2 separate regions of the Homo sapiens genome follow, and region 2 is linked to region 1. The links are chromatin loops, found by intact Hi-C in ENCODE. Cell type or tissue: gastrocnemius medialis. All regions are shown on one strand. Links, peaks and the distances in the headings refer to the core of each region. The heading gives the core; the rest is flanking DNA.

Region 1 (5,373 bases), core at 315-5,314:
TCAAACCTGTAATCCCACCACTTTGGGAGGCCAAGACAGGAGGATGGCTTGTGCCCAGGAGTCCGAGACCAGACTGGGCAACATAGTGAGACCCGTGTCTCTACTAAATAAATAAATAAATAAATAATTAGCTAAGTGTGGTAGTCCCAGCTACTTGGGAGTCCTAGCTGGTAGTCCAAGTTACTTGGGAGGCTGAGGTGGGATGATCGCTTGAGCCCAGGAGGTTGAGGCAGCAGTGAGCTCTGATTAGATCACTGCCCTCTAGCCTGGGCAACACAGCAAGACTGTCCAAAAAAAAAAGAGTAAAGAAAGAAAGAAAGAGAGAAAGGAAGGAAGGAAGGAGGAAGGAAGGTAGAAGGAAGGAAGGAAGGAAAAAGAAAATTGGAAGAAAGACAAAATATATTTTCTATTCATTAAGTGGAAGTGGATCATCATAAAGGGCTTCATCCTCGTTGTCTTCACGTTGAGTAGGCTAAGGAAGAAGAGGAGGAGGAAGAGGAGAGGTTGGTCTTGCTGTCTCAGGGGTGGCAGTGGCAGAAGAAAATTCATGTATTACGTGGACCCATGCAGTTCAAATCCGTGTCGCTCAAAGGTCAGTTGTACGTATCTCACAGGGCTGTGGGAACAGTTATATAAGACAGTGTACATAAAGCTTCAAGCAAGGTACTTTTGCATAATGCCTGCCAGAGAAGTGCCAACCAAATTACCTGTAGGGAGAAAATAGCAGAGATCACAACCTCCGACAGTTTGGTTGGGCATGCCTAGTGTTTTTCATTTAACTAATGCTGAATGTCATTCGACAGGGTCCTCTCTCCAGCATATTGAATTCCTAACACTGCCCATAACTGACAAAAACAAACATGTGTTCCTTTATATCACCTGCCTGGCCCACAAAGGCATTAGCATTTGTGACTGGGTAGAGTGCCTGTTCTGAGGAGTGCACATTCTAATAACCTTCTAAAGAAGCAGGCTTTCAGCCCAGTGCAGTGGCTCGCACTTGTAACACCAGCACTCTGGGAGGCCGATGCAAGGAAGATCACTTGAAGCCAGGAGTTCGAAACCAGCCTGGGCAACAAGCAAGACCCCTCTGCTCCATCTCTGTAAAAAAAAAAAAAAAAAAAAAAAAAAAAATTGTAGTGTTCCAGGCATGGTGGCACACACCTGCAGTCCCAGCTACTAAGCTACTAGGGAGGCTGAAGCAGGAGGATTGCTTGAGCCCCGGAGGTCAAGGCTGCAGTGAGCCATGATCAGACCACTGCACTGCAGCCAGGGCAACAGAGTGAGACCCTGTCTCTACAAAAATAAAATAAAGAAGCAGGCTTTGTTTCTAAGTGTAGTATGTCCCCTTGCCAAGGATGCCTACAGTGTACTCGTTTTCTAGAAACACAGGGCGGCCTGGCCTCTATTCAGACCCAGGACTCCGGCTGGCCTGGGGTGGCCCTGAGTATGGGATGAGGACATTCCACCAAGCCTGGTGGCCAAAGGCCCAGAAAGAGACGCAGTTTGACTTCCTCTAGGTCCCTATCAGCAGGCCCTGTCCCCAGCCAGGGCCAACAGCCAGAGTCCCTTATCCCTTGCTCTGTCACCTCACAGCACCTCTGACTTTTCCCCGCCCCACCCCCGACCCCAAACTGGACAGAAGGCCCAGGATGCAGAGACTGCTTCCCAGCGGGAAAGGTTATGCAACAACCTGATAGCATCAAATTACAAACAACCAAGGTCTCCTAGGAGCCTGGATGCCAAATTCAACAGAATGTTTCCTCATCACCAAGGGGGAGGAAGGAACAGTTCTGCTCTTCAAATAAAACGAGAAAAGATTTTCCAGACAGAGGAGCAGTCAGTTAGGGGAAAAACAAGGTGTTGGTTCTGTCCTGGGTAGGAAACAGATCTGGCATGGAGAAGGGAAGGCGGCTGCTGGGAGAGCCAGGCCTCCTGGACCAGGCTGTGGACTCAGAGACAGCAGGGGTGTCTGACTCGTGCCCTTCTTCTTCGGGAGAAGGCAGGGCTGCTTTGCTCTGCCCCCGCCCCAGTTCCGTTTCTCCTCACCCCTGCAGGGCACAAGCCAAGTGGAGCATTCTCAGTCCACACGCACGGGGTGAAAAGATGACTCCAGGAGACGCTGCCTCATCCCATCAGCTGAGCTGGGCGGCTCGGCCAGGAAAGGAAAGGGAAGACAAGCAGGGGGGCCTGGGGGCCCTGAGAACAGGGGAAGACAGCACGTGGCCTGACGCAGCAGCCTGGCTTCAGGGAGAAAGTTGCACGACTCCGGGTACTGTTTGTCCTACTCCGTTGCGAAAACATTGACCGCCTTCTCTCTTTCATCTGCTCTTGAGTCTGGCCCCTGTACAGTGAGCCGTGCAGATGTCCCACTGATGGGGAACTGGGTGAAGAGGAGCAGGTGACCAGAGGGACCCCAGCCCCCTTGACTCACAGGACATGGCCACCTGCTGAGCAGGGCGCTGCCTGGCTTCCCAGAGCTCCAGCAGCATTCCAGGCAGAGAGGAAGAAGGAGGCTGTGGAATAGTTAGTTGACAGGAAGCCGCTTTGGAGACTGAGGAAGAAGAAGTATTTACCCCCAGGCAGCAGCCTTTCAGGCAAAGTTCACTTTCAGACTCCCAAGAAAAGAGGGCAATGGCATCCAGCCCCAGCCCGATCATGAATTCAAGTGCTGTCACCCACCGATCCCACATCAGAGTTACTGGGAAGGCCTTGCCCCAAAAAAGAATGTTATCTTGAGGTGCCTGAAATTCAGCTTCAGAACAAAGTTTCCCAAGAGTTCCTGAACACTTTTAAAGTTATCTGTATGCGATTTAAGTTGCCTGATCCTTTTGTGGGGGAATCTTTTTCAGGGTGTTTGCCAATCCCCTTCTAATGCTTCTATGGGTGGGGTTCCGCCAGGTTGTTTCAGCCAGGAATGAAGAAATTTAGTCTAATGGGGGTTATCATTAGAGGCCAGGTGCAAGGCTGGGAGCCTCCTGGGCAGTACCCCCACTGATTCTCCCAACAGTCCATGGAGAATGGTCCACAACCCCACCTAATGAGAAGAGGATGCTGAGCCCTGAGCTGAGTCAAGATTCAAGCCCAGCCTGAGCCTCCAAACCCTCTCTGCCTCCCACCGATGTAGAAAGATTCAGACTGTTGCAAGGGCTAAAGACTTTTCCTTGACAATTGCTAGGTTCAAAGAGCAAGATAGGATTTTCCAGGTGGCTGAGGAGTCGAGTATAACAAGGTGTGCGTGAGAGCAGTCACGTGACTTGGAGAATGAGCCAGTGATGGTCAGAGGATGTGGACCCCTCCATTGCTGGCTGGCCTCGGGGATGCCTTCCATTCTCCTTGGCCTCAGTTTCCTCATTTGTCCAATAAGGTGGTTGGAATAAAGATCGCTGAGGTCGGCCAAGCACGGTGGCTCACGCCTGTAATCCCAGCACTTTGGGAGGCTGAGGAGGGCAGATCACTGGAGGTCAGGAGTTCAAGGCCAGCCTGGCCGACATGGTGAAACCCCGTCTCTACTAAAAATACCAGACATGGTGGCGGGTGTGGTGGTGCACGTCTGTAATCCCAGCTACTCAGGAGGCTGAAGCAGGAGAATCGCTTGAACCTGGAAGGTGGAGTTTGCAGTGAGCTGAGATCGCACCTCTGCACTCCAGCCTGGGCGACAGAGCAAGACTTTGTCTCAAAAAAAAAAAAAAAGATGACTGAGGTCTTTTCCAACTTTGGCGTTCTTTGAACTTGGGGATATTCCTGGAGATTTTGTCACTGGCTTCTCTCATTGGTCATTTTGGATCAGTGGAAATGAGGCTGGTACTTGCCCTTCTCCTTGTTCTCAGCTCCCCTGATATAAGAGGGATCTTTTAAAAAAAAATTGAATAGTATGCTGGAGGGGGAGTGGGAAATGGTGAGCAACTGTTTAAAGGATATGGGGTTAAATAAAATAAATATATATATTTTAAAAGCTAGGCATAGGACAGGTGCAGTGGCTCACACCTGTAATCCCAACATTTTGGGAGGCTAAGGTGGGAAGATTGCTTGAGCCCAGGAGTTTCAGACCAGCCTGGGCAACATAGCAAGACCCCGTCTCTACAAAAAAAATTTTAAAAGGTAAAGAAAAATTAGTTGGGTATGGTGGTGCATGCCTGTGGTCCCAGCTACTTGGGAGGCTGAGGTGGGAGGATTGCTTGAATCCAGGAGGTTGAGGCTGCAGTGAGCTGTAATGATGCCACTGCACTCCAGCCTGGGCAACAGAGCAAGACCCTATCTCAGAAAAAAAAAAAAAAATGCAGGGGGCGCAGTGGCACACTCCTGTAGTCCAAGGTACTCAGGAGAATGAGGTGGGGGGAATCCCTTGAGCTCAGGAGTTTGAGGCTGCAATGAGCTATGATCGCGCCATTGCACTCCAGCCTGGGGGACAGAGCAAGACTGTATCTCTAAAATATTAATTAATTAATTAATTAAAGGATATAGGGTTTTCTTTTGAGGTGATAAAAGTGTTTTGGAACTAGACAGATGTGGTCGTTGCACAACATTGGGAAGGTGCTAAGTGCTACTTAACTGAACAACTTAAAATGTTAATTTTATGTGATGTAAATTTCACCTCCATATTTAACATTAAATAATGTCCCTCCCACTCTTAAAATCTTCCCATGGTTCCACATTTCCTTAAAATAAAAGCCAAACTGAAAAGATCGTTGAACGCTGGCCCCATCTCTCGCTATTCTCCTTGGTCGCCACAAACTCCAGACTCACAGACACAGGGGCAGCTCTAGGGAGCGGCTCCTACTCCCCGATGTTCCCACCCCTGCCCGGGCTGCTGCCCTCGCCCAGAGCCTCTTCTCCTGCCAATTCCTGGCTGTCTCCTACTCATTCTTCAAAACACAAATCACCCCCAGGGAAGCCTATTTGCTACCCAATATGGTAGCCACTAGCCACATATGGCTACTGAGCCCTGGAAGTGTGGCTGGTGTGACCAAGGAATTGAATTTTAATTAAATTGTATTAATTTTAATTTAAATAGCTATATGTAGCTAGTGCCTGACATACCAGACTGTGTAGCTCTAGACAGGTAGTTCTCAAATTTTAACCTGCATTATCGCCCAAAGGACTTGTTTAAACACAGATTCCTGGGACCCATCCTGAGTGCTTCTGATTCTTTTGGCCCGGGGTGAAGCCCTAAAATTTGTACTGTTAACAATTTCTCAGGTGGTGCTAATGATGCTGGTTAGGGACCACACTTTGATAACCATTGGTCTAAAGTTGAAAGTTCTACACTCAGATGATTCTAGACTCATGGTCTAGATGTAGATGTTCTGGACTGGTGGTTCTCAAAGTTTGGTCCCTGGACCAACCACATCAGCGTCACCTAGGAGAACCTTAGAA
Region 2 (5,373 bases), core at 212-5,211, 58 kb after region 1:
GCAATTCTTTGGAGACGCTGTACCCACCCCCAAAAATGCAGCTTTATGAACTGGCCTGCACGTCACCTTTTTTCCCCCTCCTGGCCACTGTCTCCATTTAGTTGGACTAATTAATAAGCAATAAAATGACCTTGTTATTTGGAAAGCTTTCTTTCCTCCCAAGTCTATCTGGGCAGGCTCAGGCCAGTTCATCATCAGGGGTCCTAATTAAAGTCTGAAAATACATTGTAAAGCAAAGCTGGAAATACAGAGCCAGACATTACAGCAGCCTGTTAACAAGAAAATCAACGCAAATTAAGACACAGCCAGACAGAAACCAAAGCAACTTGCCATTGCATAAATTATGTGTATTAGAATCAGGGAAGGCTAGCACTGGAAAGGCTGCCACAAAAGCCCCGGAGAGACATAACGTTGCAAAGTTAAGCGTGTCCAGCCTTCATTTACAAGGAATTTAAAATAGATGATGGGGTGTTCTGTGGCAACTCTGACTGGAATAAAAACTGTCCTTGTTCCATTCATAATTTAAAGGCATGGACGTGAAAATAGGTTTTTAAAATCTTTTGCTGCGGCCTTTGTGTGTAAAGGGACAGGGTTGGGAGATGGGAACTGGAAAGTAGCTGAAATAAAACTCAGAGAACCAGCTCAGCCCAGCCTCCACATTGCCTTCTGTTAAATGGGAACACAGCTGACTTATTCCTCAGAAGGTTGTCAAGTGAGATCATTGAGATCATGGATACGCAGGCCCTTTGTAAGCTACAAGCAAATGTGGCAGCAAATAGTGAACTTGGTGCCTTTCGTCTACTCATTCATTCATTAATCCATTTATACTCTTTTTCTTTTTGTTTCTTTCTCCTTTTTTTGAGATGGGGTCTTGCTATGTTGTCCAGGCTGGAGTGCAGTGACTATTTACAGGAGCAAGGATAGTGCACTGCAGCCTCAAATTCCTGGGCTCAAGCGATCCTCCTGTCTCAGCCTCCTGGGTGGCCTCCTAAGTAGCCACCGCACGTCACCACATCCAGCCTCTTGTTCTTTTCCAGAAAGGATTCCTGGCAGCTGAGCTTGGTTATGGTCCTTGGCAAATTTCTCCTTTCCTTTTCACAGTCTCATATATATATGCACATTCACATTCAAGGAAGCACACACACAAGGTATACGACAATGCGACATACACATAGGCATCTATAAGCCTCCTGAATCTGACATCTCTCTCCATTGCCACAATTCTGAGTCAAGCCATCCTGGAGATCACTGCAACGTGACCCCCGCCCTTCCAGCCACCCAGGTGGGCCATCCTGGTAAGCTGGAAAATCCCATCTCAAATTCTCAAATGTAGGTGGATGACTTCAGTCATTCAGGATCCCCACAGCTTGCAGGATCATGTCCAATCCTGTAAACATGTATATGACACACTGTACCAGATGCCCAGTCCCTCCATCCAGTCTCACACTCCCAGCCCTGCCATACTCAACTGCTAGAATGCAACACCCCCCGGAGAGTGAGGGCTTTTGGTTGTCTGGATCACAGCTGTGTTCCCAGCACCTGGGACAGTGCCCCGAGGGAGATCCTAGGAATCAGGTCTGGGTCTTTTCTCTTGCCTTCCCTTCTGCCTACAACACTCTCCTCTCCCTTCATTTTAAGTCTCAGCATTCAAGTCTTAACAGATAATCTTTACTCATGACCTCTTGACTTTGCTCTAGAGAAATGACTTTTCTCTTCCTGTAGCCCCACGGCACTATCTTTTTTTTTTTTTTAAGACGGAGTCTTGCTCTGTCACCTAGGCCAGAGTGCAGTGGCACGATCTCGGCTCACTGCAACCTCCAACTCCCAGGTTCTAAGCGATTCGCCTGTCTCAGCCTCCTGAGTAGCTAGGACTACAGGCGCACGCCATCACGCCCGACTAATTTCTTTTGCATTTTAGTAGAGATGGGATTTCACCGTGTTGCCCAGGCTGGTCTCGAACTCCTGGGCTCAGGTAGTCTGCCCACCTTGGCCTCCCAAAGTGTTTGGATTACAGGCGTCAGCCACCGCACCCAGCCACGGCACTATCTTTAACAGGATTCCTCACTGCAAGCTTTATCACCTAAAAGGTGAGAAGCCCAGCAAGGGGCCTTTCTCTTTCTTGACTGAGACCAATCTATAAGTGATATGCTAGTTCTATCCCCTAAGCTGTCAATTCAGATACATCTACCTCAGGTTATAAAAGCAAAAGGAGTAGGAGATATGGCAGGAGTCTCCACTCTCACAGCACACTACCCTCCTGCATTCTAAAGGCTGGTTTTCTTGTCTTTATTTGCCATCAGGCCATCGGTCCCTTAAGGGCAGAGCTGGCTAGGGTCTCCCAGCAGTTGTCTCACGTCCTCCTCTTCGTAGAGATTCACTGTTGAATGACTGTATTTGGGAGGCTTAAAAGAGGAACTATTAATAGCAATTGGACAGGCTACTTTGAGCTTGCAGTTGGTTAAGCAGGCTGGCACCAAGGCCCCACTGGTTAATATTTCAGTTCCTTTTCTTTTCTCTAAGATTGGCTACCATCTAGGTCATTGTGTTCCTGCCTGTCCCCATCTATCAAACAGAGCCATGAGGTAAAAACCTGAAGTCCCTTTTGTTCAGCACTTACCTGGCCCCAGTTGAAAGGTGGGCATGACATGATTTTGATTCTATTTGACCTATTTACTCAAGTGCAAAAACATAAAGTCGCCTGTCCCACCATGCCGAGAGCTTACAAAGAGAAGTCAGGATGGGACCTCCCAAAGCTGGCCTCTAGGGGATAATGGTGAAGGTCAGAGGACAAGAGGATTTCTCTCCAGTGAGGGTCCTCCCAACCCTGAATCTGAGTTACTGTCAGGGTTAGGAATACAGCTGAAAAGGAATTACATGAAAGAGGAAGCGGCCTGCTCTCCCTAATATTGGTCTTGTTTAGACTGTCCTTTCTGCCCTCGTCCCCATACTGTCCACCAGATATCAAGACCTCATCACAATCCCCTGCAGTGTGACTGCCAACCTGGTTCGCATCTTCCATTAGGTTACTGCCAAATCCCCAAGGCAGCAGGGTGGCTGAGAAAAAGAGGTCTGAGAGGTAACAGGGTGCATGAACTCTTGCAAAAAGCCAATTCTGAGAACACAAATCAAGCCAAGTGTTCAACTAAATTGACAGCTCAATTCATTGCTCACTGAGGCCCGTTTTAGAAACAGCCTCAAGTCCCTGGGAGCCCCTGACCTTCCTGTGGCAAATATTGATCTTTGATTCCGAGCTAAGCCACTGCCCGTAACTCCTAGCAGCAGCAGCATTGACTTGACTCAAAATTAAACCAGGGGTAGAGAAGGGGGAAAGCAGAGAAGAAATGAGATCAAGGCGCAAAGTTAACATATTGCAAATCAACGTACATAAGTAAACATGATTACAGTGTGCTGTCACCTGCACCTCTGAGTCAGCCTGGCAGACAGTTCAAGCAAATGGGAAGTATCTGGGCTTCGCTGCCTGTGGCCACCTCTCTCTCACGATCACTGGGCATTCTCTGTCTCTCTCCCAAGAGACCTGTGAGTCATTACTGCCCAGGAGCTCAAATCCCCATTCAGAAATCCTAGGCCATTGCCTGAATCCAGCCACCCAGCCAGGAGTCATATGCAAGGCACTTCCCAGCCTGAGAATTTTCAAGAAATAATGTCACTTGTTTATCACAGGTGAAACCAGCACTGGCTTTCCCTGGGTCTGAGATGTGCTGCCAGCAAGAACCAAACTAGTGTTGTATCATCAGGGTTATTCACCGAGCTCTCAGAGTTATCTTAACTAATTTCAGACTGCATGAAGAGCTGGAAATGATGCCAACAGAATGCATTGGTCCTCTTCTCTTTTTTAAATCATGAGCAATTCATCCTCTGTCCCCTATTGTAATGCAAGTTGCTTTCATCTCCTGTTTTACTTGATTTTTTTTTTTTTTTCCAAGACAGAGTCTCGCTCTTGTCGCCCAGTCTGGAGTGCAAAGGCACAATCTCAGCTCACTGCAACCTCCACCTCCCGGGTTCAAGAGATTCTCCTGCCTCAGCCTCCCGAGTAGCTGGGATTACAGGCACCCGCCACCACGCCCGGCTAATTTTTGTATTTTTAGTAGAGACGGGGTTTCACCACATTGGCCAGGCTGGTCTTGAACTCCTGACCTCAGGTGATCCACCGGCCTTGGCCTCCCAAAGTGCTGGGATTACAGGCATGAGCTGCTGCGCCTGGCCAATTGCTTAACATTTTTAAGTTTTAGTTGATTACTAAGTCCCTGACATTTTCATTTAAATTTCATTTCAATTATCTTCTGGCTATCTTATCATTTTTAAACTGATAAGTGTTCAACAGCACAGCCCAGCTCAGATCTACAAAGGACATTGGCAAAATGACATCCCACAAGGTCAACGGCAAAATAGGTTGGCTGCTTAACCTACTGACATGTGCGAGGGGACTTGGGGCCTTGCGGTGCATACATGAGCAATCTCTCAACACTGGGGGCCCTAAACGACAACGCCCTCTGATAAAGAGATGTTTGCTGATTTGCAGTAGCTTTGGGTTTTTCACATACAAAAAAAAAAAAACAAAACAGTTCATCATTATTTTTCATGTAGTCAATCTTTGAGCTAGCAAACCCACAAACCACATAATCGACCCCCACATGGCAGAGAGCTGATTATAACAGTAAAAACACTTCGTCTCTCTCGGCCTCAGTTTCTCCCAAAGGGATATGGTGACATGAATGCTCTTTGACCTGGGCTACTGTAAATGGGCTTAAGGCTGTGGGATTTTAGGCCATAATCCCTATTTTATCTCCATGTAAATAGAGTTTAGAAGTCTGAAAAGGGATACCAAAATATGAAGTCACCGAAAGATTCTGCTTTTCTTCCCCCAGATTCCTTTCTTCCTTTAACAAATAACGACATCATAATTGTGGTACGGATGGTGCCCTTTCTGTGCAAAAATGGGCAAATCACATCTCCTGCAACCAGGTTAAAAACAAACAAAAAACGAATCGTGTGCGCTGGCCACAAACTAAAAGGGAAATGTTACTGAGACCTTTAGGTGTTGACTTGGGGATTTGGTCTAGGAATGAGAAGAAACAAGCAGATTCTAAGAAGCCAGATGAGTCCTACAGCTCAACCTGGGGAAGGGTGAGAGTCTGGGAATAGATAGAGCAAGGTGCTTTTGGAACAGACGCTGAGAAAACAGGCCTCACCCTCCAGCCAGAGGAGGGAATTGTGACGAACAGGGGAGCAGGGCCGGTGTCATAGGGAATCATAAGAGCTAGCACCCATCAAGCACCAATACATGCCAGGGACCCTTTTGCTGCCTTATATGACCTAACTTATTTCCTCCTCACCATAGCCCTGTGATGTAGG

Evidence for each region. Peaks named below come from ENCODE experiments on the same cell type or tissue, not always from the same donor. Only the 100,000 strongest peaks of a DNase experiment are listed, where the experiment ranks them.
Region 2: a loop joins it to region 1, with 5 times the contacts of the local background. A loop is called at or near these places in 10 of 110 quality-filtered maps.

What each region holds. Positions count from the first base shown.
Region 1 is chr17:68,375,180-68,380,552 of GRCh38, reverse strand. The region is part of intron 8 of ARSG (arylsulfatase G); the gene reads right to left. Among named protein-coding and RNA genes, the nearest start is that of MIR635, 47 kb to the left of the region's middle. RefSeq lists an enhancer at 1,816-2,335. In gastrocnemius medialis, for the core only: no CTCF peak of the experiment used is centred there; DNase peaks (open chromatin) are centred at 1,472 and 2,192; H3K4me3 peaks cover 818 bases; H3K27ac peaks cover 3,721 bases.
Region 2 is chr17:68,316,668-68,322,040 of GRCh38, reverse strand. The region is part of intron 2 of ARSG (arylsulfatase G); the gene reads right to left. Among named protein-coding and RNA genes, the nearest start is that of ARSG, 28 kb to the right of the region's middle. RefSeq lists a silencer at 3,179-3,473. In gastrocnemius medialis, for the core only: a CTCF peak has its summit at 2,755; DNase peaks (open chromatin) are centred at 1,493, 2,470, 3,100 and 3,500; H3K27ac peaks cover 4,602 bases.